3 separate regions of the Homo sapiens genome follow, and all the other regions are linked to region 1. A link is a loop called in an ENCODE intact Hi-C map of the cell type or tissue named here. Cell type or tissue: heart right ventricle. All regions are shown on one strand.

The links. Peaks named below come from ENCODE experiments on the same cell type or tissue, not always from the same donor. Only the 100,000 strongest peaks of a DNase experiment are listed, where the experiment ranks them.
Region 2: it touches region 1 in a loop (5-fold over the local background); 41 of 110 quality-filtered maps call a loop at or near these places.
Region 3: it touches region 1 in a loop (2.0-fold over the local background); 29 of 110 quality-filtered maps call a loop at or near these places.

Annotation. Positions count from the first base shown.
Region 1 is chr1:16,078,197-16,086,196 of GRCh38, forward strand. No RefSeq gene overlaps it. Among named protein-coding and RNA genes, the nearest start is that of FAM131C, 8.5 kb to the left of the region's middle. RefSeq lists enhancers at 3,666-4,165, 4,215-5,147. In heart right ventricle, CTCF peaks have their summits at 862 (motif pointing right) and 4,312 (motif pointing right); DNase peaks (open chromatin) are centred at 875 and 4,315; H3K4me3 peaks cover 316 bases; H3K27ac peaks cover 3,168 bases.
Region 2 is chr1:16,150,238-16,158,237 of GRCh38, forward strand. It overlaps EPHA2 (EPH receptor A2), which reads right to left and starts at 5,832. Exons shown (of 17, transcript NM_004431.5): 1 at 5,611-5,832; 2 at 659-726. The coding sequence starts at 5,695. EPHA2-AS1 (EPHA2 antisense RNA 1) reads left to right here and starts at 4,978. Exons shown (of 3, transcript NR_187275.1): 1 at 4,978-5,518; 2 at 6,734-6,942. RefSeq lists enhancers at 9-644, 645-1,280. In heart right ventricle, CTCF peaks have their summits at 1,118, 4,604 (motif pointing left) and 5,579 (motif pointing right); DNase peaks (open chromatin) are centred at 4,614, 4,921, 5,884 and 6,817; H3K4me3 peaks cover 5,831 bases; H3K27ac peaks cover 7,744 bases.
Region 3 is chr1:16,134,761-16,142,760 of GRCh38, forward strand. EPHA2 (EPH receptor A2) reads right to left here. Exons shown (of 17, transcript NM_004431.5): 4 at 3,515-3,670; 5 at 3,093-3,425; 6 at 895-1,010; 7 at 276-429. Among named protein-coding and RNA genes, the nearest start is that of EPHA2-AS1, 16 kb to the right of the region's middle. RefSeq lists enhancers at 6,611-7,578, 6,912-6,961. In heart right ventricle, a CTCF peak has its summit at 4,435; no DNase peak of the experiment used is centred here; H3K27ac peaks cover 4,381 bases.

The DNA of each region.
Region 1 (8,000 bases):
AGGACTTGGGGCCTTTTGGTGGAGGCTGAGAAAGAAGGCCACAGGCTGACCTCAGAATGGGCCCACTTTCAGCTCCAGGCTCAGGACTGGGGGCTGCTGGCTGGAGTTGGGTGTCAGGTCATCTCCCTGCCTCACCCCCAGGCAACCAGCTGGACTAGGGAAAGAGAGAGAAGGGTAAACTCTCAGTCTGATGGGGGAGACAGAGCCCTCAGGGAGCTCCAAGTCTGACAGAAGAGACACGGCAACTGTGCTGGGCATGGGGACACTGAGGTGAGACCAGCCCCCTCCCTGGGAGCTTTCAGTCTGATGGGTAAAGAGGTGTTCTGGGCTGGGCACGGTGGCTCATGCCTGTAATCCCAGCACTTTAGGAGGCCGAGGCGGGTGGATCACCTGAGGTCAGGAGTTCGAGACCAGCCTGGCCAACATGGGAAAACTCAGTCTCTACTAAAGATACAAAAAAAAAAAAAAAAAAAAAAAAAAAAAGCCAGCGTGGTGACATGCACCTGTAATCCCAGCTACTCTGGGGGCTGAGACAAGAGAATCGCTTGAACCCAGGAGGCGGAGGTTGCAGTGAGCCAAGATCACGCCACTGCACTCCAGCCTGGGTGACAGAGAGGGACTCTGTCTCAAAAAAAAAAAAAAAAAAAAAAAAAAGAGGCGCCCTGAGTTCATCTCTAAAATGCCCGGCCCTGTCCTGGCCCATGGTGGCTGCTATGTGACAGGGTCCCTTCCTCAAGGTTCAGAGGGCTGGTACTCCAATTCCTAGATCTCAGGATCTCTGCAGGTAGAAGGAAGCCCCCCTGCTAGAACTGTTGCTTTTCCAGAGCTGTGAGTGTGAGGCAGCCGCTGGCCATCAGGGGGCAGCCTGAGACAGCATCATTCTCTGTTGCTTTCCTTTTCCTTCCTCCCGCCGTCTGCTGACCCAGAAAGTACCCTGCTGGTAACTCAGCCCCAGCCATGGCTCTGGGTGGTGCATGCTGCACCCTGCACAGAGGAGCCTGGCTGAGTGGGAGGGGACCAAAACCTGCCCGTGCTCTGGTCCCAAAGCCCTGAGCTCTACCGTTGTGTAGAGCTCTGTGTCTGCCCCAGGACAGGGAGGTTTTTTCCTAGCACAAAGGTGTCACTTCCTCTAAGCTGTGCACTCACAGGGTGCATCTACCCAGAGGGAAGGCCTTTTACAATTTTGCACAAAGTCTCTGTATAGCCTAGCCAGGCTCCTGAAGTCAGACAACACGTGGTCCTGACCCCCATTGTACAGATGCGGAGACTGAACCCCAGGAAAGGAACCAAGGCCAGTTAGGAGCACAGCTGGGACTGGAACACCACAGCCAGCAGGACCCGCTGCTCCAGTCTGGAGGAGTCAGGTGCTAGGTGTCACTTCTGGTGTCCTGGCCCCGCCTGGGGTTTCCCCGGGGCTAGGACTTGGGGCCTTTCTGGGGAGCCTGAGAAAGTCACAGGCCGTTCTCGGAATATGCCTACTCTCACTTCCAGGCTCCGACTGGAATTGGATGTTAGGTCAGAGCCCTCCCCAGGAAAGCAGGCTGGACTAGGTGGGATAGGCCGAGACAGAAAGTTGAGCCCCTAGTCTGATGGGGGAGACAGAGCCCTTAGGGAATTCCAAGTCTGATGCAGGAGACACAGCCATGCTGCCAGGCCCTGTCCTGAGCACTGGGAACACGGATGAATCCAGTCCCTGTGCCGGGGAAGCTCCTAGCCTGGTGAGTAAACAGGTGTTTACTCCCAGCCCCAGTGCGGCGAGAGCCCTGCTGACCAGGTCAAGCCATTAGTGGGAGCTTGAGGGGCAGTTTCAGGTGTCTGGGTTATTAACAGTGCCAATAATCGGCAGGGTGAGGTGGCTCATGCCTGTAATCCCAGCACTTTGGGAGGCTGAGGCGGGTGGATCACCTCAGGTTGGGAGTTCAAGACCAGCCTGACCAACATGGAGAAACCCCGTCTCTACTAAAAATACAAAATTAGCCGGGCACGGTGGCACATGCCTGTAGTCCCAGCTATTCGGGAGGCTGAGTCAGGAGAATCGCTTGAACTCGGGAGGCAGAGGTTGCGGTGAGCCGAGATCGCGGCATTGCACTCCAGCCTGGGCAACAAGAACGAAACTCCGTCTCAAAAAAAAAACAAACAAAATAAAACAAAACAAAACAAACAAACTAAAGAAAAACAGTACCAATAATCATCATGGCAGCTGAGGCCTTTCTGCGTGTCAGGAGCTGTCTGGAGACCCTTACCCTCCTGTCCTGTTTCACCCTCCCAGTAACTCTAGGAGGGGGAGAAGGTGGTCCAAGCCATCATCATGCTGGGGCAGCCCTTAAACTCTTGGCAGTCCCCTCTATCTTGACCTTCAGGGCGATTCTGAGCCTGGAAACCCCTGGGGCCTGAGCATCTCCCCCATTCCTGCCTCTGGACATTTGCACAAGCTGCACACCCTGTCACAATCAGTCCATACCTCACACATCCTTCGAGTCCCACAGAGGTCTTGCCTGTTTTACTCTCTGTTCACACCTTTATTCATCAAATATTGATTGAAGCAGCACCTACAATGGGTTATAGCTGACAGTGAACAGCCATGCTTGGCCTCCAAGGCAGAGGGAACAGCTCAGGCGGCAGCCATGGTCTGGAAGTGATCCAGCTGTCCTGGAGATAAGAGCAGGGGCCAGCAAACTATGGCCCATTGGCTAGATATGGCCAACAGTCTGTTTTTGTAAGCAAGGTTTTGTTTTATTTTATTTATTTATTTATTTATTTATTTATTTATTTATTTATCTGAAACAGAGTCTTATTTTGTCACCCAGCCTGGAGTGCAGAGGTACAATCTCAGCTCACTGCAACCCCTGCCTCCCTCATTCAAGCAATTCTGCCTCGGCCTCCTGAGTAACTGGACTACAGGCATGTGCCACCAATCCCGGCTAATTTTTGTATTTTTAGTAGAGATGGGGGTTTCGCCATGTTGGCCAGGCTGGTCTTGGAACTCCTTACCTCAGGTGATCCGTCCACCTCAGCATCCCAAAGTGCTGGGATTGCAGGCATGAGCCACCGCCCCCGGCCTAAACAAAGATTTATTGAAACATATCTACACCCATTTGTTTACCTATTGTCTCTGGCTGCCTCACACTCCCCCGACAGAGTGGTGTAGACAGAGATGACAGGGCCCTCAAAGCTGAAAATAGGCTGGACCTGGTGGCTCACGCCTCTAATCCCAGCACTTTGGGAGGTCAAAATGGGAGGATCACTTAAGCCCAGGAGTTCGAGACCAACCTGGGCAATATAGTGAGTACTTGTCGCTACAAAAAAAAAAAAATTTTTAATTAGCCACACATGGTGGCACGCGCCTGTAGTCCCAGCTACTCTGGAGGCGGAAGTGGGAGTATCACTAGAACCCAGAAGGTTGAGGCTGCAGTGAGCTCTGATGCTTAGAGTGTGGCAGAGGAGACAACATTAACAAGTCCCCGGAATAAATAATAAGTTGACAAATCCGAAGTGCCGGGAGGGGCACAACAGGGGGCAGGAACTGGCGCTCAGGGTCACACTGCTTAAGCATTTATTTTCACCTTTGGTCCCCCACCAGGTCAGCCAGGGCAGGGTGGGCTAGCAGACAGCATGCTGGCCCCTCTGAAAGCAAAGCTTTGGGTGGGGGCCTCCTCCTGGGTCGGTGTTTATGCCAGGCAGGGGTGAGGGTCCCGCCCAAATCTGCAGTAGGGGCCAATGTTCTGATCGCCACCTCACCTGGCCTCATCTGGCCTCACCTGGCCTCGTGGCCTTCACAGCGGTTCAGGAGCACTTCCCTGTCAGTCATCCCCTGGGAGGAAGGCAAGAGCAGGAAGTACAACTGGACAATACAGGCTCCTTATGTTCGATGACTTGGCCAAGGCCTTACTCCTTGCCTCTGTAGACAGAGATCTTGATGTCGTGGGAAAGCCCTGGATGGCATTTAGGACACCAGGGTTCTAGCCCAGGACTCATCCGGGCAAGTCTGTTCCCCTCTGAGCCTCAGTATGTTCATCTGTACCCTAGAGGGCTGGATGAATGGACCTGTAAGTTCTTTTCTGCAGCTGCCAGCAGCACGCTGGGGCTCGTCCCATCACTCTCCAGGCTTTGGTTCGTCTCTGTAAAATGGGGAGATGAATACTGGGCCCTCCCACACTTCTGAGGCGGGTCCCAGGCCAGAGAGATCACAGATGGGAAAGTGCTTTGAGCTCGGTGGGAGAAAGGAGCTCTATAAACCCAGGGGTTTATTAGATGATCCAGGATCAAGGAGGGCTGGTGGCCTGGAGGCCTTGGGTCAGTGTCTGGTCTGACCAGCAGAGGGCACTCTGGGGAAGCTGGGGCTGGTTCTAGGACTGGAATCCACTTTGTTCCTCTGAGAATACATGCTGAGGCCCTACTGTGTACCACGTCTGCTGTGCTGGGCATGGGGACGTGGCCATGAATGAATGGGACCCAAGGGGGTGGGGTGGGGTCATGGAGCAACCAGGCCTAATGCAGAGTGAGATGGGAGCTATGGTGGGGGCTAGGCAGGGATGGTGCCCGGGGCACCTCTGCCACCATAGCTCCCATCTCTCCTTAGTTGGGAGAGCCCAGGTCAGAGGTCTAGGCTGGAGAGCCAGAGGGGCAACCTGGAGAAGCAAGTGTGTGGGCTCTGGGGCCAGGCTGCCTGGGTTTGAATAGGGCTCTGCCACCTATGGTCAATTTCGTCCCCTCTCTGGGCCTCAGCTTCCTCACCTGCAAAGCAAGGATAAGAAGAGTACTCACCTCCCAGAGCTGCTGTGAGGACTGAGCAGCTAATCTTGGGTGACACCTTTTAGAACAGAGCGTGGCCCATGCAAACTCTTGAAATGGCATGGTTATGGCCTGGTGCCAGTGGTTTGGATGTTGCCGCCAGGGGCTTGTGCCCACCCTGGGGGAGACTGATGAGGACAAAGCTGAGGATGGAGCTGCCTGGAGAAGAAAGAGCGAGAGGCACAGCCTGGGAGATTTGGGGAAGGAAACACGACTTCGGGGGGAGGGTGCAACGAGGGGACAGAGGGAGTTTGAAGGAGGAGAGGGTAGCCAAGCACCCAGTGCAACCCCAAAATAAGCCCTCCTCCTGAGCCACCCCCTGCCAGCCCCTTCCTCAGCTTTCACTGAGTATATCACTGGGCCTCCCTGAACCTCAGTCTCCTCCTCTGTAAAATAGGAAAGTAGCACCCGTGTCACTGGGCTTCAAATGTTCCCTAAGACGACATGGCCCTGGGGGGACTCTAAATGCCCCCCTCCCACATAATCTTCTGTTGGAACCCCCTTGGCCCCAGGAGGGGCTGGGGCTGGCTCCGTCTCCACAACCATCCAGGCCTTTTGTTTAGAGAACCAGTCTAAGAGGAAAACCCCAAAAACAAACACAGCCCAGCTGGTGTCCCCTGCCCAGCCCTGCCCAGCCCTGCCCAGCCCTGCCCAGCCCACTCCTGCCCTTCCCACTCCGAGAAGCGGCTGGGCGGGGGGGTGGAGAAACTCACATTGTGGGAAAGTGTTTTTCCCAGCAGAGGTATGGAGGGGGCACAAGTCCAGGTCAGGGTGGTGCCAGCTGAGGGGTGGGCCCCAGGCCTCACCTGCCTTCGAGATGTTCCTTCCTAGGGGAAGAGCAGTGGGCAGAAGCCCCCCAGCAAGCTCACTGAATGTGTGGATTCTACAGTCCTGCCACCCCCACTCCTTGCCACCAGGTCCTGGTTCCCTGAGTTGGTAGGAACTTTGAGCTCCCTGCCGGGATGGGAGATAAGGGACTGATGTAGGAGGTCCCCAAATGGGGCTTTTTTCCCTTCTTGTAAAAAAATTCCGGCCGGGAGTGGTGGCTCATGCCTGTAATCCCAGCACTTTGGGAGGCTGAGGCGGGCAGATCACTTGAGCCTAGGAGTTTGAGACCAGCCTGGCCAACATGATAAAACTCCGTCTCCACAAAAATACAAAAATTAGCAGGGCCTGATGGCGCACACCTGTAGTCCCAGCTACTCGGGAGGCTGAGGCAGGAGAATCTCTTGAACCCAGGAGGCAGAGGTTGCAGTGAGCCAAGATCACACCACTGCACTCCAGCCTGGGCGACAGAGCAAGACTCTGTCTCAAAAAAAAAATTCTTCCCCAACTTTCCACTTTTTTTAAAGACAGGTCTTGCTTTGTCTCCCAGTCTAGAGTCCAGTGGCACAATCATAGCTCACTGCAGGCCCGAACTCCTGGCCCCAGCAATCCTCCTGCCTCAGCCTCCCAAGTAGCTGGGACTACAGGCACCCGCCGCCACACCCGGCTCCCTGAACTGGGCCTTAAGACCTGCTGGGAAGGGCAGAAGCCTCCAGGTGGGGAATGGTGAGAGGAAACAGGCTCCAGGACACGCTTTGTCAGGAAAGGGGAACTTCCACAGACTTAGAGGCCAAAGAGGAGGCAACAGTGGAAATTAGAAAGCCAGATGTGCGGGAGAGAAGAGGATGGGTGGGAGACACAGAGGGCGAGCGAGACAATTAGAAATAAACATTCCTGGCCAGGCACGGTGGCTCACACCTGTAATCCCAGCACTTTGGGAGGCCGAGGAGGGTGGATCACCTGAGGTCAGGAGTTCGAGACCAGCCTGGCCAATGTGGTGAAACCCCCCCCCATCTCTACTAAGAATACAATAATTAGGCTGTGCACAGTGGCTCATGTCTATAATCCCAGCCCTCTGGGAGGCCAAGGCAGGTGGATCACCTGAGGTCAGGAGGTTGAGACCAGCCTGACAAACATGGAGAAACCCCGTCTCTACTAAAAATACAGCATTAGCCGGGCATGGTGGCACATGCCTGTAGTCCCAGCTACTTGGGAGGCTGAGGCAGGAGAATCGCTTGAACCTGGGAGGTGGAGGTTGCGATGAGCCGAGATTGTGTCATGGCACTCCAGCCTGGGCAACAAGAGCAAAACTCCATCAAAAAAAAAAAATTAGACAGGTGTGGTGGCACAGGCCTGTAATCCCAGCTATGTGGGAGGCTGAGGGAGGACAATTGCTTGAACCTGGGAGGTGGAGGTTGCAGTGGGCCAAGATGGTGCCATTGCATTCCAGCCTGGATAGCAAGAGTGAAAGTCCATCTCAGAAAAAAAAAAAAAGAAAAAGAAAAGAAAAAAGAAATAAACATTCATATGATTCTGTACCTGCTGGGTGAGGCTCCTCATGAACATTGTCCCTTTTCGTCCTCACGACCAGCTGAGGAAGTGGGATTATTTAGAGGATGGTTGTGCGGATAAGGAAACTGAGGCTCTAAGAGGCAAGTGCTAGGATTCCAAATTCCATCGCCTGAGAGGGCATCCAGAGCACAGGTCTCCATATCTCGAGGTGGAGATAGGAGGGGAGGAGGAGAGCGTGGGTCAGCTGGGCTGGGGCTGCTCCCTCTGTGGACCCTGGGCTTCAGGGTTGAATTGCTGCTGACACTTCCAGGGCCTGGCTGGGCCAGGATGGAGTTCAGGGCTGAGTGAAGGCAAGGTCAAGCCTTCTGATCCTGGAGGGCTGGGGGTCGTGGGCTTCAGGAGTGTTTGCCAGGCCTCGGACTGAGGAGGGGAGAGATGTGGCTCTGGGGACGGTAGTCACTTCCTCTTCCCTTCAAGGGAGCCTCCCAGGCCCTGCCAAGGAAGGACTGCTCCTCCCCATGTCCCTGGTTCTCACCAGAAACCTCAGCAGTGCTCTTAGGAAGTCCCGCTTTGGGGACCCACTTTTCTGGGGACACACCATGGCACTGTCAGGTGGAGAGTCTGGGCTGTGCCTTTTTTTTTTTTTTTTTTTGAGATGGAGTCTCTCTCTGTCACCCAGGCTGGAGTGCAGTGGCACAGTCTCAGCTCACTGCAAACTCCACCTCCAGGGTTCAAGCAGTTCTGCCTCAGCCTCCCAAGTAGCTGGGACTACAGGAGTGTGCTACCATGCCTGGCGAATTTTTGTATTTTTAGTAGAGATGGGGTTTCACCATGTTGGTCAGGCTGATCTCGAACTCCTGACCTCAAGTGAT
Region 2 (8,000 bases), 72 kb after region 1:
GGCCCATTGTATAGAGAGGGAAACTGAGGCCCCGAGAGCCACATCTTCCCCAAGATCACACAGCAGACACACACAGCCAGGGGAAGAACCCCCAGCCCCTGCCCCCATTCCTGGTCACATCAGGACGGCATAGAGGGGAAGACCTGGGTGAGAATGAGGCAGAGAAATGCAGCCCCCCACAGGAAGGGGAAGCAACAGCTAGAGGTGGGAAAGGGGCGGGCAGGAAGGAACTTGATCAGGTTTTCCTGTTCCCTGTCTCTTCTTCACCCCTCACCTCCTGGGCTGAGACCTCAAGACAGGGGGCATCTTTAACCCCTTCCCTCCCAAGAGGTGGATGGGTGGTGCCAGAGATCCCTCTGACTGTCAGCCCTTCTGGAACATGGAAGGCCCAGCTCCGCTAGGGCCTTCTCTGTCTCCCCAGTTCCCCCCACCTCTCAGGCTTACACCCACACCCTCGTACCTTCCCACGCCCATCCAGCCCTGGCCTGGGCCGGCTGACTCTGAGCCTGGTGTGAGAAGCTGGACCCTGAGCCTGAGACCTGGCTGAGCTGCTGAATTGAAGCCAGGCCCCACGCTCCCTGGGCCTCAGTTTCTCCATCTCTACAGGGGACCAGCAGCCCCATTCTCACACCTCTCCCCACCCCGAAGGCTTACATACCCCTTTGCCATACGGGTGTGTGAGCCAGCCGAGCTCCCCTCCAGCTGCAGCAAAGTCCAGCAGTACCACTGAAAGGGAGAAGGGAGAGGGGGTGAGCCTGGGGGTGTCTTCAGGAGTCAGACCATGGCAGGAAAGGTGAGGATCCCTCCAGGAACCCCAACTCTCAGACAGAGCGAGAGGGACCCCACCACACAGGGTCACCATATCCAAGAAAATCATCCCTCGACTCATGAGGGAAACAGGCCCAGAAAAAGGATGGAACCCAGCTGAAGGCACACAGCAGGCTGGGGTCAGGACTGGGCCTCCAGTCTCCCAGGCCAGGATTCCAGCCATCCTGTCCCCCTCCGTTAGTCCCCAGCTGGGCAGAGCAGGCCAGGGAGCTCAGCCCGGCAGGAGAACAGCAGCTGGGCAGAGAGCTGGGCTGAGCAGGGTATTAAGTGACACCACACCGCCCCCTCTGCTTCCTTGAACAAGGCCCTTTGGCAGCACTTCACGTGCATGTGGGCCTTAGGGACACTGGTGTCTGCTTCTGCCACATTCCCCCCAGCAGGAAACACACCAACCCCACTCAGGTCATGTAGCACACACATATGCACCTATATGTACACGTGCATCTTGCGGTACTCCAAGAAGAGAGTGCTGTGAACAGGTGGGAACAGCTCCAGGGTGGAGGAGGGAAGAGGGTATCTGGAAACCGATCTTCTCACCACAAAAGCCACAGAGCAGGCAGGATAAAGCCCTGGACCCATAGGGCCCCTAAGAGGGGCCCAAAGATACACACAGCTGGTGAGGTCCCCTCCCTGGGAAAGTCACTCCCACCACCCCTGCCCCTCACATCCTGACCACTGCCCTGCCAGGGGTGCCAGAGGTTCCTGGGGGATCAGGAATAAAAGCCCTTGTAGGGGACATTCTAGGCCCAGAGACCAGGTGTCAGGACCATCCTGTTCCCAGAGAGGCAACTGGAGCCTGGCGGAGGGATACACTCCCGGGGTCTTCCCTAGACCTAGTCCTGCCATTGGGCACCTCCCACTGATCCACCCCAGGTTCTCTGCCAGGCTCAGAGGCCATAGACAAAACCTAAGACCCTAGGTACTGTCCCCACTCTATTTCCAAGTAAAGTCCAGGTAGCTGCCAATAAGTGCTACCCTCCCTAGAGGGTAAGGAGATAGGAGAAACCGGGGCATAGAACCTATGCAAGATGGATTCAGAGGGTAAAGCCCTAAGGTGGGGGTAAAGAAACCAAGTCAATGCTTCCTTTGGGCCCTGGAGCATGAGGGATCTGCCTCAGAAGCCCCATTCCTCAAGGCCAGGACCGGAGAAGGACTCAAAGGGTGGACAGAGCTCCAGGCAGGCTGGGAGCAGGGATGGCCTGGTTTGTGGAGATGGGAGCTGGGCTCTGAGGGTGGTCTTGAAGACCGCCTCCTGAAGTGACATGGCCCTCCTACCTGGGCTGAAGGCCCCCAGGCTGGGGCGTGAAATGCTGCCACCCCCACTACTGACCGGGGCCAAACCTCTCTAGGAAGGGTCAGGCAGCCCAGACAGGCAAGAGGAAATCCAATGTGACACCGGCCCCATGACAGAGGCTGTGGGGATAGGGGAGGGTGGCTGGGGGCAGCGGGGTGGGCAGGGGCAGGGATTTGTTCAGACATGCCCAGGGCCGGGGCTTTGAAACTCACTAACCCCACTAGCAAATGGAATGTTCCAGCTACACAGGAAGGAATCTGGAGGCTCCTGATTTCAGCTGGGTGGGTAGAAGGACAAAGGTTCCTCACAGTCCTGCAGCCCCCCCTTAGATTGACAGGAGGCTGAGGTCTGTGCCCAAGTGAGAGGGCTCACCGCTACCAGGCTTCTGAAGGGTTAACCTGGCATGGAGGGCCCTCCCTTTCCAGCCTAGGCCTGGCTCTAGAAGTAGCACAGGGCTCAATCGGAGAAGAAAAGAAGCCCTCACACAGGAAGGAGCCCCCCCTGCAGGGGTTTCCAACCCCGGCCCCCTCCCAGGGAAATTCCCTCGAACCAACCACCAGGAACAGGAGGCGCCCAGCGCTGGGTCCCTCCGCCCTGACGCGGGCGCGGCTCTTTCCCCAGGTTCTTCCAGGGACAGAGGCTCCCGCTTCTCTGGAAAGGGTGGGAGCCTGGGAGCCCCTCGGCTGACCCAGACGGCTTCCTGGAGAGGCTTAGGCTAAGCAGGGCTTATCCATGAGCTCTCTATCCCCTTACCTTCCCATTTCTGGGGGGAAAAAAAAAAAGCAAAAAACACCTCCTTCTTTGCCATGAGTTCCACCGTAAGTGCCATCTTTGTGGGTCCACATTGCTCCACAGCTTCTTCCACAAATGCAGGACTGCCACCCACTCCCGGTCTCCGGTCCTTCTCCGCAGCCTCCGAGGCTGTGGTTCCCTCCCCGCTTCCCCCATTCCTCTCTAACCAAGACTAGCTAATCCCTAAAGGAAGCAGGGAGGTGGGGACTCTGGGGAAAACATGAAAGAAAAGGGAAAGGGGACAGAGGGCAGACTTGGCCCCGGTAGAACCAGAAACCAAGGACTTCCTGGCACTCTCCAGCCCTCTTCCCATCAGCAGCACCCCAGCTCAGCACCCCCTGCCACCCGCCCAGGCCCCTGCCCAGCTATGCCTGCTTCCCAGGAAAATCTACCATGACACCAACCACAAAGCAGGCAGGGCCTTGGCTCTGGCAGCCAAGAAGCGGGATGCTCAGGTCTGGTCCTCTGTCCAGAAGGCCCTGGTTGGCAAGGGCTCGGGCCTCCCTCAGTTTCCCCATTTGTAAAAATGAGGGCAGATTCAGTGGCTGTTGATGACCTAACAGGAGCCACGTGGGCAACCAAGTATAGCCTAGGGGTGAGGGGGCAAGAAAGAAGTCTGAAGCAGCCTGGGGGTAGGTGAAAAAGGCACCTGTGTCCTCCTGCCTGCCCCCTAAGCCACCCCCAGGCAGACCCACCACATACAGCCTGATTCCCAGGAACTGAAACCAGCAGCTGCCAGCTAGGCCATCATGCCCACCCCCACCTAGGCACACTTCTCTAGGGACTCTTTCACGGGGACTCAGAGTCGAAGCAAAAATGTACCCCCACCCCAGTGCAATACACAAGCCTTTCCCCCTGCATCCCATGGGGTGTGGGGGTGGGGTTTAATCACACAGGCTGGGGAGAGGTGGACACAGGGGACAAGGACAAGGCAGCTCCAGGCTTCCAGGCCAGCTTGGGGACTGCAGCAGCAAAGCACCCGCCTAATCCCCCACCCCCCCATGGGCAGCCGAGGAGAAAGGCCTATAGTGATTCCAGCTGTCTCTCCCCTTCTCTCCAACCACAGTCCCCCAGGAAGGGGGAGGACCAAACGTTGGTGGGGCGGATATTGAGGGTGGCAGAAATCCTTGCCATGAGCTCCTGCAACCAGAAGTCCCGGTTGAGACCCCAACCCGGGCCCTGTCACTCCAGAGACTGAGACAGGATGCCACCCCCAACACCTGCCACTGCCCAACGGCTCCAGATCCGGCCTCTTTTCCTCCCAACACAGAACAGCAAAACCTCCAAACCCAGTTTGGGAGGCAGAAAAAGAAGGAAACAGGCCGGGGGTGGTGGCTCATGCCTGTAATCGCAGCACTTTGGGAGGCCGCGGCGGGTGGATCACCTGAGGTCAGGAGTTCAGAATCAGCCTGGCCAACATGGTGAAACCTCGTCTCCACTAAAAGATGCAAAAATTAGACGCGCCTGGTGGCGGGCACCTGTAATCCCAGCTACTAGGGAGGCTTGAGACAGGAGAATAGCTTGAACCCGGGAGGCAGAGGTTGCAGTGAGCCGAGATTGCGCCATTGCACTCCAGTCTGGGCAACAAGTGCGAAACTCCGTCTCAAAAAAAAAAAAAAAAAAAAAAAAGAAGGAAACTTCTCACCGGCCCAAGTTTCCTCCCGGCTTCCCCCTTGTGGAGCCTGCGGAAACCTCGCTCTGCCCAGGCAGGAGGGGAAGCCTTGCCCTCACTGTTGGAAATTGAAGCTGGCCTGGGCTGGGTGGACAGGAAGGTCTTCGGCCAGGGCAGGAGCCCCCATCCTCGCCCTGACCCTAGCGGAGGGACAACACCCCCACCACGCACCCGCTGCGCCATGAGCAAAGTCTGCGGCCCCTCACTCGGCGCGGCTCCGGGAACACTGGGGCGGGGGTGGGTGATTCAGTCCCCCACCCCCGGGTGTCCTGACTCCCTGGTGGCCCTGGGCTGACAGCTCCACACCTTGGGAGGCCGCACCCCCACCTGCCGCATTTCCTCGTTCTGAGTCACCCTTGCTCAGAACGCTTGACTTTGGGACTTCCTGTCCGCACTCGCGGCCCCTAACCTGCCCCGGGAGCCCGGGAGTGCGGCTTGGGAAGGAGGGAAAGGAGTGTGTGAGCAGGGATTGGCCCGAACCTATCTCCACGCTCTCCCCCGGGACTGGAGGTGAAGGGGGGCGTGGAGAAAATCTCAGGGAACAGGGGCTTCGACAGGGGGCTCCCGCCCGCCCGAGCCCCCTCCCCAAAATGCGAGGCCTGCACAGTATGCCTTCTCCGCAAAACCTCGGCAAGCGGGTTAGTGAATTCAGGTCACTAAGAAGCTGAGCCCGCGGAAAGCTGCCCAAACACCCCCTTCTCTAGGGGACTCCCCACGCCCCCCGCCGGGACGCGTTCCCGAAGTCGCCGCCTGGACTGCAACCGCGTGGCCTGCGCCGCGTCCTCTTCTCCGCAGCCTCCGAGGCCCGTGCGACCAAGCTGAAACCGCTTATTCTCCGGAGCCCCTATGACCCCGGGTGGGGGCCAGGGCTCGCCTCGATCGCAGCCCGTGCGCCCTCCGGACTCCAGTTCGCCGGGACTGGGCGACACCAGGTAGGTTCCAAAGTTGCGCGCGTCAAGGAGCGCCGGGCTCTAGGGGGCACTGGGGCCCGGGGGCCAGGGGTCCAGACGCCGCGCGCACTCACCTTCCTTGCCCTGCGCCGCCGCGGCCGCGGCCAGCGCACAGCCCCACAGCAGGGCGAAGCAGGCGCGGGCTGCCTGGAGCTCCATGCCGCGCTTCTCGCTCTCGGTCCGATCCCCCCGAGCCCGGCTCCCGCACACCCGCACGCCTGCACGCCGGCCTCGGTGTCCGCTCCCGCCCGCCGGCCTGCGCGCAACTTCTGCCCCTCCTGCCCCGAGTCCTTAATGGAAGTTGGGTGAGAACCGACTCCTGTTCATTCATGCCCTGCGTGACGTCACCAACGCCCGCCCTCAGGAATGTCTTTAAAGGGGCCGGGCTGGCACCCGGAGGAGAGGGAGGGGAAGTCCGGAGGGGTTTGGAGGAGGACCTTGGGGCCCTCTGGACTCGCGGGCTCCCCGCAGGCCTTCCAAAGTTTGAGCGTCTCAAAGCGCCAGCGCCCCTACGGATTAGCCCCCAGGGATCTCTGAGCCTGGTATCCTCGGTGGAAACGTTTAATGGTTTTGCGCTGAGCCATACCCATTCTGCCCTTCACCTCTGAGACTGAGCTCAATGCGACTGAGCTCAACGCTGGCCTGAAGGTCTGAGCTGAAATGGATTGGGGGTCCAATAAGCAGTTGCCTCCTAAGCAGCAGGCCTGAGAGAGTGGCCCAGAAATAGACCTGGATGCCCTCCTTCCTAAAACCCTTGAAGAGTATATCAAGCTGCTGATGGTCAAAAAGAGTATCTCTGTTCAGAAGCCTATAAGCCTACTATGATCTGAGAATAGGTTCATTTCCTCTGGGAATGGATCAGACATGCACTATCTTATTTATTAATAATTCTCATCTGGGAGGCAGGGGTCATCATCCCCATGTTACAGAAGAGGAGACTGAGGCTCCAAGAGCAGAAACAACATGCCCAAAGGGTGCACAGCTCACGGGTAGTAGAAGCAGGATTTGAATCCTGGTGGTCTCTGCTTGAACCACTGCTTCTTTTTGGGGAAGGGGGCAAGGGGCACCCCTGGCCCCCGACCCTGGCATGGGTTGATAGGTTTTGACAGTTTGGAGGACACCTGCCTACCACCTGCCCCTTGATAAGGCCTCTTCACAAAACTTCCTCAGACATGAGCTCATCTCCCTTCCTGACAGAAGCGGCTAGTGTGAGTGAAACAAACGGGAAATTTGCTCTGGCCCGCCTGCCCAGCCACCCACGGCTGCCTGTTGGCCAATCACCATTTGACCAGTCCAGGAAGAGCAACTGTGGCAGGCCTGATTTCCTGGGAGGCCCCAGACTCCCTTTGCCTACCTCTTCCTCTCTGACCCCATCCTCGCTTTGATGCCCGGGACCTGCTACCCAGGTACGTGGGTCTTCTCTGCCGGATGTGGACATCTTGGCCTCTCGCCTTGGTGCCTACTCTTGGGAAGCGGGTCCAGACATCTCTCCTGCAGGAAGAGAGGAAGGGTTAATTACAGGCGTTGGGGATAATTAAAGCCTTTGACCAAGAGGATGGGAGGAGAGCCTTGGTCCTCTGAGAGCCTGTGAGTGTGCAAGTGCCTGTGAGAATAAGTGCATGTGTATGAGGGTGTGAGATTTTGTTGAATGTGCATTCGTGTGTATAGACATGAGAGTGTTGATGTATGTATGACTGTGTGTGAGTGTGTGTATGGACATAAGTGTTGTATGTGACTGGGCAGGGTGGCTCAGGCCTGTAATTCCAGCACTTTGGGAGGCCGAGGCAGGCAGATCATTTGAGGTCAGGAGCTCCAGACATGCCTGGCCAACATGGTGAAACCCCGTCTCTACTAAAAATACAAAAAAATTAGCTGGGCGTGGTGCCACTCACCTGTAATCCCATCTACTAAGGAGGCTAAGGCAGGAGAATCACTTGAACCCCAGAGGCAGAGATTGCAGTGAGCCGAGATTGCGCCACTCACTGCACTCCAGCCTGGGCCAGCAAGACTCTGTCTCAAAAAAAAAAAGAAAAAAGTGTTGGTATATGTGTGTATAAGTGTGTGTGCATGGGCATGAGAGGATTTGGGTATGAGTGTGTGTCTGTGTGTGTTTTTGTGGATTGTGTGGATGTGTCTAGATGTGTGTATGAGTGTGCATGTGGGTGTGAGAGATTTGTGTATGAGTGCATGTGAGTGTGGATTTGTGTATGCATGTATTTGTGAGTGTGCCATACTTCACAGTAGATGTGGAGTCAGCCCATGAGTTTCTGAACAAGTTATTTCACTTTTCTGAGCCTCAGTTTGCTCCTGGAAAGATGTAAAGCCTATTTAGGAGAGTTACTGTAAAGATCAAATAAAGTCATGCATGTAAACCACAGGGGCCAGGACTACAGAAAGCACGCATGAAATCTCAGCTGTTACTGGGTTACATGCGGTTCAGCAACAGGAAGCCACATCCGTGGAG
Region 3 (8,000 bases), 57 kb after region 1:
GGTATGTGGGGCTCAAAGCTCTGGCTTTTTCTGAGATGCGGATTTGAACTTCCTCACACCACTGTCGTGAATCCACATCCCGGCTCCTCCACCCCTCAGCCTTCCATGCTTCCCCCTCCCCAGGCTTGGGGGCAGTCCCCGAAGGGCTGTCCCAGGCCGCCGGTGACCGAGAAAGGGGCATTTCTAAGTTATTTGATTCACTTCCTTTCCCAAGATGTCTCAATTGCTTGGTTCTGGGCCCTGGCCTGGTCCATGCCCAGGGTCCCCCAACTCACACAGCGTCTGGAATTCGTGCACCTTGCTGCCGGCCCCCTGGCCCTCCTGCGTCAGTGCCTGCACCTGGACCAGGTAGGTGGTGTCTGGGGCCAGGTCGTCCAGGGTCACGGAGAAACCCTCGGTGCGGCGCACATTGTAGCTGTTGGAGTCTCCCTGTGGGTGGGTGGCCGGCGGAGGAGCAGGCAGTGAGGGCAGGGCAGGGGCCTCGGCTCAGCCCGCTGGAGACCACCCCAAGCTAGCAAGGTGGCTTGCCTTTGTTAGCAAACTTGAGGCTCTTCTTACAGAGGAGGAAACTGAGGCTCGGAATTAAGTGACTCACTCAAGGTCAGAACCACTAAATGCATGAGCCAGGACTCAAACTGAGTGTGTGGGGTCCCAAAATTCTGCCCCTGTCCTCACCCTGACTGCCTCTTCCAAGGACGCCATGTCTTCTCTCGTACAAATCTCTGCTGTGCTGCCTTGGGAGATGTAACCCCCTGGCAGACCCCAGGCCTCAGTTTCCCCATCTGCAGAAGGGTGCTTCTTCAGATGGCTGGGTGGTTTGGTGATCATCTATGTGACCAGCCTGTCCCCTGCTGTCGGCCCAGCTAGAGCCAGCCCCGCCCCTCTGGGAGTTACCTTCTTGCGGTAAGTGACCTCGTACTTCCACACTCGGCTCTGCTGCGGCGGGGGGATGCTCCAGGAGACGCTAAGCGAGGTGGTGCTGCGGCCCTCCAGCCTCACCTTGGGGGGCTCTGGGCAGGACAGGCAGTGGGGGAAGTGGGTAAGAAGCTGCCTACGAGCAGGCAGGGTTTGGGGGGACAAGTGGACGTGGAGCCACATCCTCCACAGCCCAGATTCTTTCATTTTTTTGAGACAGGATCTCGCTCTCTCACCCAGGCTCGAGTGCAGTGGCATGATCTCGGCCCACTACAGCTTTGAACTCCTGTGCTCAAGTGATCCTCCTGCCTCAGCTTCCTGAATAGCTGGGGCTACAGACACATGCTACTGTACCTGGCTAATTTTTGTATTTTTTGTAGAGATGGGGTCTCCCTATGTTGCCCATGCTGGTCTCAAATGCCTGAGCTCAAGCAATCCTCCTGCCTCAACCTCCCAAAATGCTGGGATTATGGGCGTGGTCACCACGCCCAGCTCCCAGGCTCTTTAGATCCCAACCTAGGATCCTAAACTTTCAGCTCCAGAGCACAGGGCCAGAGCCCCAGGCCTCCACCCTGGCCCCATCACAGGGGCTGGCACATCAGAGGTGCCCCATATTTACGAGTGCATAAATAATAATAATAATAATAATAATAATAATAAAAGGCCAGGTGTGGTGGTTCACCCCTGTAATCCCAGCACTTTGGGAGGCCGAGGCGGGAGGATTGCCTGAGGTTGGGAGTTCGAGACCAGCCTGACCAACATGGAGAAACCCCGTCTCTACTAAAAATACAAAATTAGCTGGGCATGGTGGCGCATGCCTGTAATCCCAGCTACTCAGGAGGCTGAGGCAGGAGAATCACTTGAATCCGGGATGCAGAGGTTGCGGTGAGCCAAGATTGTGCCATTGCACTCCAGCCTGGGCAACAAGAGCAAAACTCCGTCTCAAAAAAAAAGAAGAAGAAGAAGACAGAAGAAGAAAGAAGAAGAAAAGAAGAAAAGAAGAAGAAAGAAGAAGAGGAAGAAGAAGAAGAAGAAGAAAAGAAGAAGAAGAAGAAGAAGAAGAAGAAGAAGAAGAAGAAGAAGAAGAAGAAGAAGAAGAACTAACTTTTGCTGAATGCTTTCTTTTTTTTTTTTTCTTTTGAGACGGAGTTTCGCTCTTGTTGCCCAGGCTGGAGTGCAATGGTGCGATCTCGGCTCACCGCAACCTCCACCTCCTGGGTTCAAGCGATTCTCCTGCCTCAGCCTCCTGAGTAGCTGGGATTACAGGCATGCGCCACCACACCCAGCTAATTTTTTGTATTTTTAGTAGAGATGGGGTTTCTCCATGTTGGTCAGGCTGGTCTGGAACTCTCGACCTCAGGTGATCTGCCCACCTCAGCCTCCCAAAGTGCTGGGATTACAGGCATGAGCCACCGCGCCCAGTCTCAATTCTCAATTATTATCCCACTTTACAGGGGAGAACATTGAGGCCCAGAGAGGTTAAGTAACCTGCCCACAGTCACAGAGCTCAGAAGCGGCTCTGGAGCAGGAGTGTCCAATCTTTCAGCTTCTGTGGGCCATAATGGAAGAATGGTCTTGGGCCACAAATAAAATACAGCAACACTAACAACAGGTGATGAGCTAAAAAAAAAAAAAATTGCAGGCTGGGCGCAGTGGCTCACGCCTGTGATCTCAGCACTTTGGGAGGCCGAGGCGGGCGGATCGCAAGGTCAGGAGATCGAGACCAGCCTGGCCGACATAGTGAAACCCTGTCTCTCCTAAAAATACAAAAAATTAGCTGTGTGTGGTGGCACGTGCCTGTAATCCCAGCTACTCCAGAGGCTGAGGCAGGAGAATTGCTTGAACCCGGAAGGCAGAGGTTGCAGTGAGCCGAGATCAAGCCACTGCACTCCAGCCTGGGCAACAGAGCGAGACTCTGTCTCAAAAAAAAGGGAAAAATATTGCAAAAATAATATCATAATGTTTTAAGATAATTTACGAATTTGTGTTGGGCCGCATTCAATGTCGGCTGGGGCCACATGTGGCCCACGGGTTGGACAAGCTTGCTCTAGACACTGTGCCTTTAACCACTTGCTCTGCTGCCTCTCTCTAAACACACCCGAGCCCCAGATGGCCGTCCTCCTTAAGCCCCACCTGGGCAGGCCCCATAGGGCACAGCTGCCACCCCTGGACCTCACCTGTCTGGTTGATGCTGACACTGGCAGTACGGAAGCTGCGGCTGGTTACCAGGCCTGAGACGCCATTGCGGGCCTCCACGGTGAAGGTGTAGTTCATGTGGGGCTCCAGGTCGCTCACTGTCACACTGGTGCGGGTCAGTCCGTGAGGAGGCTCCGAGTAGCGCACACTGGCCTCACACGGCCCGCATTCCCCAGACTCGGGCCAGCACTGTTCGCAGGTGACGCTGTAGACAATGTCCTCGCGGCCCCCGCTGTCCTGAGGGGGCGTCCAGCGCAGCTCCACCTTGGCACCCATGCCCACGGCTGTGAGGTAGTGTGGGGCGGAGGGGGGTCCTGCACAGACAGGAGGAGTCAGTGCTGTGCTGGACCCAGGCGGACACGTCACCCTCAGTCACGCCACCCTGACCCACTGCAAGACTCACGTGTGCAAGGCATCGACGCTGGGTCCTGAGGTGCCCGGAAGAAGCCTTCCTCACACTCGCAGGAGGTGGCACCCTCAGGGGATGGCAGCGTGTGCTCAGGGCACTCCAAGCAGGGGCTCTCAGATGCCTCAAACTTAAAAAATCCAGGCGAGCAGGCTGGTGGACACAGGACAGACAGAGCACAAGGACATCAGTTCAATCTGCTTCCACCCCACGTGACTGTCTCATTCCCTCACCAGGGACCCCTGCCCTGCAAGCAGGTCAGTAAATCTCTATGGACCTGTTTTCTCATCGGCAAAATGTCTTGTGATGGAAAAATGCATGGCAAGGGCCTAGCATGTACCGGGCACCCAGGAAGTGCTTCACACACATGCTGCAAACCTTTGCTTCACTCCCCACTGGCTCCTGCAAGAAGCACCACGCCCCTGAGCCTGGCATTCAAGGCCATACCTCGCCTTTCAGCCAACCAAGAATCCCATCACAGCCTAGCTCAGCACTTGACCAAGCACGCTGCCCACCGGCCTCATCCCCTTTCCTCCATGCAGACTAGCCTGTCCGGTCCCCACCTGGGTAGCTGAGAGCTGCCCAGGGCAATGACTGCCTCTTCTTGACCATGTGTGTTTGTTGACTGTCACCACCACCCTGACTCACTGGCCAGCCTCATCAGTTCAGGATGCCATCCCTGCAGGTGTTACCTCCAGCCCAGGACCTGCCCTCCTTTCCATCCGGGGCTGACCAGGAAGCAGGAAAGGCCAAGCCCCCTGGCATTTTCTCTGGCTCTGCTTCCAGGACCGAGTCATATCCGCCACTCACAAGGACAGCCAGGAAGTGACTCTTCCTCCCCCAGTGGCCAGTCCTGTCCTGGCCCAGCAGGCTGGGGGCTCAGGCACCTGACTCCGGGGGCTTCTTCCTCCCACCGCCCTATCCTGTCTCATCCCGCCCCTGCCCTAAGCCCCTTCCTGGCCCTACAGGCAGGAAGCTGCCCAGACACAGGGCTCACGGTGCAGGGCTGTCCAGGGCTTGGGCAGCTGCTGAAGTGGCCAGGGTGGGTAGAGGTCACCCTAGGGAGCTCCTCCAACAACCCTACAATTATAATCCTTCAGATTGTTCTGATGAGAGGGTCCTGAGACACCTCCAACCTCAGCACCGTGTTCACCACACACACAATGATCCTCTGCTCTGTGCCTGGCCCACCCCCAGTGCTGGGTATGCACCAAGATGAAAACAAACTCCTGATCTCAGGGAGCAGAAGCACCTGACAAGGTCTGCAAGACAGAGGGAGGAAACAAGCTAACAGCTAAGGGGGTGGAGAAGGGGAAACAACCTTGGCCAGGAGTCTGAGAAGTCACAGAGGGGACATTTTGGCTGGGGTTCAGAGGCTGCATAGGAGTTCAGCAGGGGAATGATAGATGTTGGGAGAGGGAGTTAGGAGTGAGAAAGTGCATGACTAATACGGAAGGTATGAGTGGGTTTGTGGGCACAAATGTGGGGAGCAGCAAGCAATAAAACAGTTGAGAAAGGCCTTCAATGCCAGGCCAAGAAGCTGGGACTTTATCCTGGAGGCAATGGAAAGCCGCTGGAGGTCTGATGTGGAGAAGTCAGACCCCTGCCGTCAGGAAAAATCTGTGCCTGGAGGCAGCTTTTGTCCAAGACCCTGGGGACAACCTGGCCCCTAATGGCCTAAGGACAACCCCCTCCAGGGAAGCAATTTCAAGTGCCCTGACCCAAGCAAACCTGCTAACTCTCAGGGACAGAATCTGGAGCGAAGACTCTCGTCATCCAGTCCCCTGTGTGAGCAGAGGTGCAGAGGGGGACCAGGAGTCAGGGGAACAGGACTCAAAGGACACCCAGCTCTGTAAGGTGCCAGATAGTGACCTCCTGCTGATGACTCTGCTCTCAGAGCCAGGCTGCATCCCTGTCCCCTCCCAACCCTGGCCCAGGGACCACACAAACAGCCGCTCTCACCCCCTTGGTCCATCCTGCTTCTGCAGACCCTCAGCATTGGCCCTGCAAGAGCTCAGGCACATAGGGCAGGGAAGGGGGCTTGTCCCAGGTCATGCAGCAGGACAGAGGAGGCCCGGGACCCGACTCCTGCTCTGCACAGAGCCTGGAGTCCCAATGACAGTACCTACTATGCGCAGGGCTCGGGCTAAGCACTGTACCCTCATTTAGTCCTCGCAATAGACCTGCTATATACAGGCACTATTAGCGCTGGTTCCACTTTGGAGGTGAGGAGAGACAAAAAAGCTTGTCCAAGGTCACCAAGCTCCCAAGAAGGAAACCAGAACTCAAACTTAGGATGCCTGATTTTCAGCCTCTCTCCTCTCCCACTCCTTTTTCATTATTTATTTATTTTGTTTTTGAGATGGAGTCTCGCTCTGTTGCCCAGGCTGGAGTGAAGTGGTGGGATCTCAGCTCACTGCAACCTCCGCCTCCTGGGTTCAAGCAATTCTCCTGCCTCAGCCTCCTGAGTAGCTGGAACTACAGGCACCGGCCATCAAGCCTGGCTAACTTTTGTATTTTTAGTAGAGATGCAGCCTGGTCTCGAACTCCTGGCCTCAAGTGATCCACCCGTCTCGGCCTCCCAAAGTGCTGGGATTACAGGCGTGAGCCACCGCGTCCGGCCTATTTTATTTTTTAGAGACGGGGTGTGTCTTTGTTGCCCAGGCTGGTCTCTTGACCTCCTGGCCTCAAGTGATCCTCCCACCTCGACTTCCCACAATGCTGGGATTACAGGCGTGAGCCACCTCACCGGGCCTCCTTTCCCACTTCTGTTCTTAGGAACACTTCAATTTGGAGCAAAGATAAATCAACATTCTGAAACAAGCCTGAAGAGAGAGGAGATAAGGCCTGACCCACTTCAAAAGCCAGAAACTCCTGACGAATTTCAGAGCAGCTGTGGGTCTATGTGTTGTGGAGGAGGGGAGGGTATTCCCCACCACAGATCTTCTCAAACTGGGCACTTTTGTGTCTGTGAGCAGAAAAGTGTAGACTCCAGCCCAGGGGGGTTGGTTGGGGTGGCTGAAGTGGTCTCCTTCAAGCCCCGAATGTCTTCAAGTCTCCTATTGTATTTGGAAACCCATGAGTATATTGCATCCCTCCCCATAACATATCTGCATGATACAAAAATAGCTCTCTCCTCCACCAGATCTGTGAGTAAAACTGAGACTCCAGAAAGCTGGGCCATGTTTATCCTGGGGTCAGTTCCCCCAAATGCCCTGACTTGTCTGTGGAGGAGACTTCACCTGGCTCAGTGCTGGTTCAGGTGGTCCAGGGCCAGCTGACTTGGGAAGCTCGGGGGCGTTCCCAGCCCAGGCTCTCAGGCCAGGCAGGGGCCATAAACCCCCACAGCCCAGGCTCGGACCCACTGGAGGCTTTAGCCACCTGCAAACCCTCACAATGCCCCGACTCCCCACCGTGTGGCTGCTTCTATGCCAAGAGGAGGAAGTGGGGGAAGAGATGGGCTCTTTGGCCCCAGCGCCCGGGGGTGGCCTGCCTGCCTGCTGCCGCCAGGAAAGAGGGAATTTGGAGAGATTTCCGCTGCGGATGTGCCAGATAATACAGCAGAGAGGCAGCGTCAACAGGGCATGTGCCTGCCTGACGAGATGTGCTTCCCCTCCTCCAACCACAAAGCTACCAGGGGCTGTCTCCAGGGCCCCGCCAGAGTTTCCAAGTGCTCAGGGGTCCCAGAGTTCATGAGTAGGACACCAGCAAGCCCCTGTGTTCTTCCTGACTTTATCTAGTTGGATTTCCTGGCATTCTAGGCGGGCAAGTGGGGACAGGGGTCACACACACTCAAACACACCCACATACACCAGATACCTACTGTTCCTTAGCCAACCAGCAAACTCCTATGCATCCTTTAATACCCAGCTTAAGCTCCTCTACACAGCCCTCCCAGACTGCCCAATTCCTGGCCCCCCGGCCCCCATTAGGGCATCTATTAATCTTATGTTTACCAAATAGAAATGGGCACTTCATACGTGTCTGGCACAATGCTGGGTGCTAGGATGCGATGGTGAGACAGATAAACACTGTTTCAGCTCCAGGGGAATTCAAAACTTGGCTTTTATGCTCCATTTGAAATTATTCCTGCATGTATCAGGAGCTTCCGTGAGACCAGCAGCTCCTGAGGAGCAGGAATGGAGACCAATTTATCTGTGTCCCATGGCCCAGCGGTGCTCAGTTAATGTTTGCTGAATGGATGGACAGACAGATGGATGGATGGATAGATGGGTGAGTTGGTGGGTGGATGGGTAGATGAGTGTGTGGATGGATGGGTGGGTGGATGAATGGATGGATGGGTGGAGGGGGGTATGAGTGGGTGGATGAATGGACAGATGAATGGACAAATGGATGGGTGGGTTGGTGGGTGGACAGGTGGATGAGTGGATGGATGGATGAGGGATGGATGGGTGGGTGGGTGGAGTGGTGGTTGGATGGATGGATGTATGGATGGGTGGGGAGGATGGACAGATGAATGGAC